Regions from separate parts of the Homo sapiens genome. Here region 1 is linked to region 2. Evidence: read pairs that join two places in POLR2A ChIA-PET (ENCODE). Cell type or tissue: PC-9. All regions are shown on one strand. Each heading gives the region's core, and the rest is flanking DNA. Links, peaks and the distances in the headings are about the cores only. Region 1 overlaps CSTPP1 (centriolar satellite-associated tubulin polyglutamylase complex regulator 1). Region 2 overlaps LRP4 (LDL receptor related protein 4).

The links. ChIA-PET counts read pairs that join two places held together with the same protein. Peaks named below come from ENCODE experiments on the same cell type or tissue, not always from the same donor. Only the 100,000 strongest peaks of a DNase experiment are listed, where the experiment ranks them.
Region 1: POLR2A ChIA-PET joins it to region 2 with 5 read pairs; 4 of 35 experiments call an interaction of 5 or more read pairs at or near these places.

The regions. Positions count from the first base shown.
Region 1 is chr11:46,946,293-46,950,683 of GRCh38, forward strand. All of the region lies in intron 1 of CSTPP1 (centriolar satellite-associated tubulin polyglutamylase complex regulator 1), which reads left to right. Among named protein-coding and RNA genes, the nearest start is that of CSTPP1, 12 kb to the left of the region's middle. In PC-9, for the core only: no CTCF peak of the experiment used is centred there; a DNase peak (open chromatin) is centred at 2,249.
Region 2 is chr11:46,869,181-46,873,571 of GRCh38, forward strand. It overlaps LRP4 (LDL receptor related protein 4), which reads right to left. Exons shown (of 38, transcript NM_002334.4): 29 at 4,195-4,391; 30 at 3,920-4,054; 31 at 2,345-2,453. It overlaps LRP4-AS1 (LRP4 antisense RNA 1), which reads left to right. Exons shown (of 3, transcript NR_038909.1): 3 at 3,894-4,391. Among named protein-coding and RNA genes, the nearest start is that of LRP4-AS1, 25 kb to the left of the region's middle. In PC-9, for the core only: no CTCF peak of the experiment used is centred there; no DNase peak of the experiment used is centred there.

The sequences.
Region 1 (4,391 bases), core at 206-4,205, 77 kb after region 2:
TTGCACAAATGCAATATGTGCTAAATGAATAATTCTAGGAGGCCGAGTAGATAAATTGAAGTTTTAAAAATAATAGTAGAGCAGGCCGGGAGCAGTGGCTCAACGCCTGTAATCCCAGCACTTTGGGAGGCCAAGGCGGGTGGATCACGAGGTCAGGAGATCGAGACCATCCTGGCTAACACGGTGAAACCCTGTCTCTACTAAAAATACAAAAAATTAGCCGGGCGTGGTGGCAGGCGCCTGTAGTCCCAGCTACTCGCGAGGCTGAGGCAGGAGAATGGTGTGAACCCGGGAGGCGGAGCTTGCAGTGAGCCGAGATTGCACCACGGCACTCCAGCCTGGGCGACAGAGCGAGACTCCATCTCAAAAATAAGTAAATAAATAAAAATAATAGTAGAGCAGAAGAGACATGATCCATTATCCTATTTCTGGTTCATCATCCTATTTATGTCCTTCATAGCACTTATCAGAGTTATCTTGTGTACCTACTTGTATACTTGGTTATTGTCTGTTTCTTATTAGAATGTGAGCCATGAGGGCAGGCCTTTTCTCTCTAAAATCTAGCACAATGCTTGGCCCAAATGAAGTGCTCAGTTGTTGAATGAATGGTCTACTTTAAGTAACAGAATAAATTTTAAAATAAATGGGAGAAAGGAATCCAGTTCAACAAATAGTTACTGAATTCCTAACATGTGAGAGAAACTATGTTTTTCCCCCCTTCCATGAATGAAAAAGGATGATTAAATCTGCTCTGGATCTTTTCGGTTTTAACTCTGATTTATACCTAAAGTTAATTTCTTGGTTGATACCATAGTTTCTGTGTTTGGGTTACATAACATTAAAATTTAATCCATTTTGTAAAACCAATATTTTAAAAAGGAAGGAGATTTTCTACAATTTTGGAGCATCTCAATGAGATCCTGTCCTTTAGTTGGACAGAGTGATATGCTTTGATTAAGACTGGAATTACCCTTGTAAACTAATCTCTGGGTCCTCTTTCTGTGTTGGGATCACCCTTACACTACTTCCCTAGGGGCCTTAGGAAATAGCTCATTCTATGATTGGAATTTCAAGTCAAAACACATTTATCTGAGCAGAATTTTAATGATTTATCAAAGAGAGGAGGGATTTTCCCAAACACAACTGAACTTACAAATTACTGATCCCACTAGCTATGTTTTTTCTTAAGCACCTTTCTTTAAACAAAGCAATTACTGCTGAAATCATCAAATGTATTTTTTTCATGGAAAGCTTTTGACTAAGTTTTGTTTGATTAGCAGGAACCTACTAAAAGTAAATATTGTTTGAGACAGCACTTTCAGAGCCTGTTCTTTTTCTTCATTCAATTAGCTTTTAAAGCACTATTCTTTGGAGAAAGTAAGAGCCTTTTTTCCAGCTGTCCTATTGTGTAACTCAAGGTCTCGTTAATACTATTATCTAGCCCCGAGATTACAGGTAATTGTGATAAAACACAAGCTTCAGTTTCTGTAATCTCAGACAGAAATCTGCTTGTGCCCCAGGACTTCAGATCAGGTGTTTTTTAAATTCAGACTTCTCTCACCTGGGACAGTCCCATTGGCCCAAAGTAAACAGAGGCATCTGGCGGGGATAGAGCTGCATTAGGGCCCATTGCCACTTTTTTTTTTTCCCTTTAAATTAATGTGGCAGAACTCCTCCTGTGGCCAACTTACAAAGACCTGTTCTAAATGGGAAAATTCTGTATTTTAAAATAGGCATGCTTGAAACAATAACACTTTTGAATGTAAGATATATGAAAGGCCACACGTCTTCGGCTTTGCTTGTCAAATGGAGAGGCTGCCAGAACCGGTCGGCTCCATGGTTCTCATGCCCCAAAGTCCTGCAAATTGACACGTAAGTAGGCAACACACAAAGAAGTTCAGCCCATGAGAAAGTGAGTTTGGGCGCTTGGGCTGGCCTCCTTTCTCTCTGTGTGGAGTTCTTTCCAACTTTGCCTCTTCTGTCCCATCTTAGTTTTTCAGAAAGGAGAGATTAAATGTGTCTGGTATATCAGCATGTTAACTGCTTGGGCAACATGAGGCTAGCACTCAGGACACTGTTCAGCCTGTCATATGGAAGGAATTGCCTTTCAGAGGAGATTATAATTGTGTATATAGCCACACAAATGCACATTCTGCCTGGAGGAAATTGCACAGAAGAGGATGCCTTATGCTGCCACTCAGGTCTCTTTGTGGAAGGCTGCGTAAGAAGTGCTTACATGGCATAGTCACCTCTTTTGGACTTAATGAGTCATCTTTTTGTGTGATGGCTACATAAAAAAAAAGGAAAGAAGAAATGTACTCTTCCCCAAGTGAGCTGCTTTTATTGGCCCTGCTGCTTTGTCTAAGAGTTTTATACACTCCTCATGACATCATTTACAATGCTGGTGCACAGACAGTAAACAAAAAATAATTTAGCCCTTGGGCACCTAGACGAAACTTAAGTAGTCCAATTTAGAGAAATGATAACAATAAACTTCATAAACAGTGAACACATGAGCTTAAACAGCAAGCATGACTCCAGTCCTTTTTGGAATGCGATGCATTGAAAGATGGCTATAGAGAAAACTAGAAGCTCCACACGTCAGTTATGTGCAGTTAAGCCTTGAGTCCATGGTCTAGTGTTAATCTCAAGAGTACATTCTAGTTAGTGGATAAAATACAGGCTACCATGTGAGTAAGTCATTAAGCTCCTTGAGCCACAGCATTTCACCTATAAAAGTGGGAAAGGTAATATTGCCACCTACCTCACAGGAATGAAAGATGATTGAGAAGATAAACTTGTGGAGTTCCTTATAGGGAAGGTATTTTGTAAATAGAAAACACTGTTATTATTCTCCTTGATCAAATTTCCCCAACAAATGGAGTTGATAAAAGCTACCTCACAGAGGGTTGAGAGGCTGAATTAATTAATATACGTCTAGTATCTTAAGAGTAAACTATTTAATGAAACCTAAAATTGATTGTCTTTCTTGATAGTCTATGAACTACCAGACCTGCTGTTTAGAAACATGATTGTCTTCTAAAGTCTCACATATGCAGTCTTTGCCTTCTCTTCAAGGGTTGGCACGATAAAGAATAGTGAATGTACAGGCAAAAGATAGGCTAAATCTTCAGGGAGAACAGCCTTGCCTTTTTTCTTTTCAAGGGTATATTTACAAATAGCCTTTGGAGTCTTGCTAATCTTTGTTACCATGCCTGAACATAGGGACTGTTTTGACCTTTGTTCTTCCAATAAATATTTATTTTTGATATCATATTTCTAAATGAGAAACAAACTTAGAAGGAAAAGAAGTGGTTGAATTTGTCTCACATTATAAATTTTTTCTTATCTTTCCTAGGATGGTAAGAGAAAATAACTTTTTTTTTTTTTTTTGAGACAGAGTTTCGCTCCATCACCCAGGCTGGAGTGCAATGGCACAATCTCAGCTCACTGCAACCTCTGCCTCCTGGGTTCATGCAATCAATTCTCATGCCTCAGCCTCCCGAGTAGCTGGAATTATAGGTGCATGCCACCATGCCTGGCTAATTTTTGTATTTTTAGTAGAGATGGGGGTTTCGCCATGTTGGCCAGGCTGGTCTCAAACTCCTGATCTCAAGTGATCCTCCCGCCTCGGCCTCCCCAAATGCTGGGATTACAAGCATGAGCCACCGTGCCCGGCCTGAAAATAACTATTATTGAAGGACCAGACATCAGGCTCTCCAACTGGAAAGTTCTCAAACTTAGCCAAGTGATTAAAAACAGCTTTGGCTGTTCAGAATTTAATCTTTTGTTTTCAATTACAGTTAGTAGTATTTGGGTAACTTCATTTCCCAGATTTCATTTGCTGTTAGGTGACACAAAAAGGGGAAAGACTTTTTCTTTTCTTTTTTTTTTTTTTTGAGATGGAGTCTCGCTCTGTCGCCCAGGCTGGAGTGCAGTGGCGTGATCTTGGCTCACTGCAAGCTCCGCCTCCCAGGTTCACGCCATTCTCCTGCCTCAGCCTCCCGAGTAGCTAGGACTACAGGCGCCCGCCACCTCGCCCAGCTAATTTTTTGTATTTTTAGTAGAGACGGAGTTTCACCGTGTTAGCCAGGATGGTCTCGATCTCCTGACCTTGTGATCCGCCTGCCTCGGCCTCCCAAAGTGCTGGGATTACAGGCATGAGCCACCGCGCCCGGCCTAAAGACTTTCTTTTAAATTCTAATCCCTTAGGCAGGGATCATGTCTCATATATATATTTTTTAATACAGAGATAATATTTCAACTTTTAAGTAGTACAGCTGCCTAAATACTGTCTTAAGTAGAAACTGTTTTCTTTTTTCCTTTTTTCTTTTTTTGAGGTGGAGTCTCACTTTGTTGCCCAGGCTGGAGTGCAATGGCCCGATCTCGGC
Region 2 (4,391 bases), core at 207-4,206:
GACTCCTTCCTGTACAGCTTCTGTGCCTCACCATGTGCCACTGCCTCTGCTGAAATGCCCTCTTCATCTCTTCCTCATTTCTGTGCATCAACAGACATGACATTGTCAAGGAAATCTCCCCAAATCCATATAGACTTCACCATTCTCTCCTCTATACAGTTCTGCACCTTATAGTCACTTGCCCAAGTACATTTTTACACTCAAGCAATTTGTTTACTGGTCTGTCCATCCTACCAGTTTAGTTCTTCAAGGACAAGAATGTGTTCTATTCATCTCTGAATTCTAGCACCTAACACTCAGTCCCCATTTAGTTGATTGAATGACTCCCTCTCTAGCAAATAGGAGGAAATTTGAAGGTTCTTATAGGTTCCTGTTCCTCTGGGCCCTTTGCTCAGAGCACTGCCCCAAATCCTCTCTTTACTTCTGTAGGCAGCTTTCTTCTAAAGCAATGATGGTGAAATTCTCAATCAAGGGGAGGGAGGGGCAATGAAGGTGTTCTCATCCTCATCCAAGGGTATATATCAGAAACTGTGGGGAAACCTGTAGACTGAAAAACCTATATGCAGTAGTACCCTGTAGTTTTACATTTAGAATATGAAAAAAAAAGACTATCATTAAGTAAAACCAGATAAAATCTTTTTGGCTAGGCCAGGTGCGGTGGCTCATGCCTGTAATCCCAGCACTTTGGGAGGCCAAGGTGGGCGATCATGAGGTCAGGAGTTCGAAACCAGCCTGACCAACATGGTGAAACCCTGTCTCTACTAAAAATACAAAAATTAGCTGGGTATGGTGGCACGCACCTGTAATCCCAGCTACTCAGGAGGCTGAGGCAGGAGAGTCACTTGAACCCAGGAGGTGGGGGTTGTAGTGAGCCAAGATCGCACCACTGCACTCCAGCCTGGGTGACAGAGCGAGACTCCATCTCAAAAAAAAAAAAAATTCACCAGGTGTGGTGGCACATGCCTGTAATCCCACCTACTCGGGAGGCTGAGGCAGGAGAATTGCTTGAATCTAGGAAGCGGAGGTTGCAGTGAGCTGAGATCACACCACCGCACTCCAGCCTGGGCGACACAGCAAGACTCCATCTTAAAAACAACAACAACAACAAAACAAACAAAAAAAATGCTTTTTGGCTAGTGGGACATAATATAGAATACAGACAGAGTTGACAATATTTGGCAAAAAAGGGTCAAATTTATTTCTCTTTCTTTTCTTTCCTTTCTTCTTTCCTTTCTGTCTCTCTTTCTCTGACTCTCCTCTCTGAGATAGCATCTTGCTCTGTTGCCCAAGTTGGAGCACAGTGGTACAAATGTAGCTCACTGCAGCTCGACCTCCTGGGCTCAAGCGATCCTCCTGCCTCAGCCTCCTGAGTAGCTGAGACTACAGGTGTGTACCAGCACACCTGGCTAATTTAACAAAAAATTTTATAGAGATAGGGTCTCGCCATGTTGCCCAGTCTGGTCTCAAACTCTTGGGCTCAAGTGATACTCTGGCCTCAGCCAGAGTGCTGTGATTACAGGCATAAGCCACTACACCTGGCCAAGATTTTTAAATGATCGAGAATTCCTGTTGGCCTCAGGCTTGGTAGATCTTCTTTTCCTGGCCCAAATTATTTTTTGTGTTAGAACTCAAAAGTGACAGCTAATAATAATTAAAATGGGTAGCGATAACATGTATGTGGTGCTTACTGTGTGCCAGGTACTATGCTAATGCTTTGTGTCTATTTCAGGAGGATACTATTATTAGGCTGATTTATTTTATAGATAACTGAAGCTGAGAGAGGTTCAGTCACTCTAGTTCAAAGTTACACAGTTATTTAATAATACAGATAGAACTTGAATCCAGGTACCTGGCAAATTGATGGTACTCATTAAATACTTACAAACTGGCTAGATGCCTCAAAACTCTGGCTTTTAGCCACTCCACCCTGTTGCCACTAAGTGAGCTCCCTATGCCCAGATGCTGGGACCGCAGCATTAGGATTAACTGGGGAACTTGTCAAAATGTATTTTACTGTGCCCAGCCCTCATGAAGCAGCTTCTCTATAATCTCTATAGTCAGGGCCTAGGAACCTGCATTTTAACAAGCACCATATCGGATTCTGTATACCACTCTTTGAGAGCCACTCCTTTGAATGCTAGAACATGGGAATGGCAGGATAAGAGTAGCAAGGCACTCGGTGGCCCTACCAACCTACCAAGGCTTCAGGGCACAGGAAAAATCCCTAAAATGAGCTGCAATAGCACGTCTGTTCAGTAGCAGCTATAGCTGAGACTGCTGACTTAGAACCCCAAAGAAACATCCCAGTCAAGGAGGTTTAGTTACCTCTCTCCTGAGCCAGTACCTGTGTGAGGGCAAAGGGGTGGGACACATGGCTGACCAAGACCTGCCGCAGTTTCCCATTGAGGTCAGCACTCTCGATCCGGTCCAGATGCGCATCCACCCAGTAGATCCTGCGAAGAAAATGAAAAGAGTGGCTGCTCCAAACGCTTGCCAGGGAGCCCAGCTCTTCCCCCTATGAACCTGTTTGTCCCCTCCTGAGCTGACTGGCAGATGCTATGAGAACTCAAGAAGCACCCTCGATGAGGGGTCATTGTGAGTCCCAAAGCTGAAGAAGGGAGCTGGTGGTTCATGAGTGGGGAGGTCAGGGCTGCTCTGGGGAGGCATAGAAAGTCTAGTGACCTCAGAGGAACCACCACCCAGCCTCATCTTCAGGAATTTGATTGCCCTTTGACTCCTACCCAATAATCAAAGCCCAATTTCTTACAAATGGTCTTTAAGAAGAGAGCTCACTCGGCCGGGCATGGTGGCTCACGCTTGTAATCCCAGCACTTTGGGAGGCCGAGGCGGGGGATCACTTGAGGTCAGGAGTTCGAGATCAGCCTGGCCAACATGGTGAAACCCCGTCTCTGCTAAAATACAAAAATTAGCCAGGCGTGGTGACACGTGCCTGTAATCCTAGCTACTTGGGAGGCTGCGGCACGAGAATGGCTTAAACCCAGGAGGCGGAGGTTGCAGTGAGCCGAGATCGTGCGACTGCACTCCAGCCTGGGCAAAAGAGTTAGACTCTGTCTCAACAACAACAACAAAAAAGGAAGTGAGCCCAGTCTACATGGACCTTGCTGAGGTTAAAAGAAGAAGGCATTCTACCACCTTTCCAGAAGTCTTGGATTCCCTTCCCCTTCTTTTGGATCAGAAGGGGGCACAGACTGCTTTAGAGCCCCTTCCCCCTGCCCTTAGCATTTCTTATCTAGACAAGGAGTTGTACATTCCGGAGCCTGGGTCGGGCGTGGTGGCTCATGCCTGAAATCCCAGCACTTTGGGAAGCCAAGGCAGTAGGATTGCTTGAGTCCAGGAGTTCGAGACCAGCCTGGGCAACATAGCGAGATGCTGTCTCTACAAAAAATTTAGAAATTAGCTGGGCATGGTGGCATGTGCCTATAGTCCCTGCTACTTGAGAGGCTGAGGTAAGAAGATGGCTTGAGCCAGGGAGGTTCAGGCTGCAGAGAGCTGTGACTGCGCCACTGCACTCCAGCCTGGGCAACAGAGCAAGATGCTGTCTCAACAACAACAAAGTTCCAGAGCCTGAAGGGATCAGGATTTGTTATATTATAACAAATATAAGAATCAGCCCTTAAATGAGTAGGGGTGTGAGACCTGTGGTCCAGCCAGAAGACATGCTCTGCCAAAGGCACTCAAATTAGGAACATGTAAACCAGCCAAACAAAACCCACATAAGGGTTGAGGGCTGGATTTAGCAATCGCTGCTCTAAGAATATATTCCCTTATCCTTCTCAATGATTCCTCTTCCCCACATACCAAGAAGCTTTCTATCTTTTCATTTTTCCAAGGTTAATCTCAACCATTCTCTCTTCTGCCCACCCGATTTCCAGGAGGCTGTTTGATGCAAGACTCCCACCTGCGGGTATCATAGTCCAGGGTAAGGCCATTGGGCCAACCCAGGTCTGTGTTGATGAGGACCTTCCGCTCAGAACCATCCAAGTTTGCCCGTTCGATCTTGGCAATGTGGCCCCAGTCTGTCCAGAAGAGGTACCTGAGACACAACAGTGCCATCATCATCAAGGCATGGGAAGACAGCACCCAGAGGTTGAGAGAACACAGAGGACCCACTAACACCATCTTTCCACCCAGCCCTTCTTCCCTGGATCTCTCTTCTGCTGGCCATAAACTTACCCCTTCCTGGGGAAAACAGCAATGGCCCGGGGCTCATCCAGGCTATTGTTGATCAGTACTTTGCGGCAGGAACCATCCAGCCTGGACGCCTCAATGGTATTTCGACCTGTGTCTGTCCAGTACAGGTTCCTGGCCACCCAGTCCACTGCCAGCCCGTCAGTGGTCTTCAGCCCTCGCCCGATCACTGTCTCCATGTT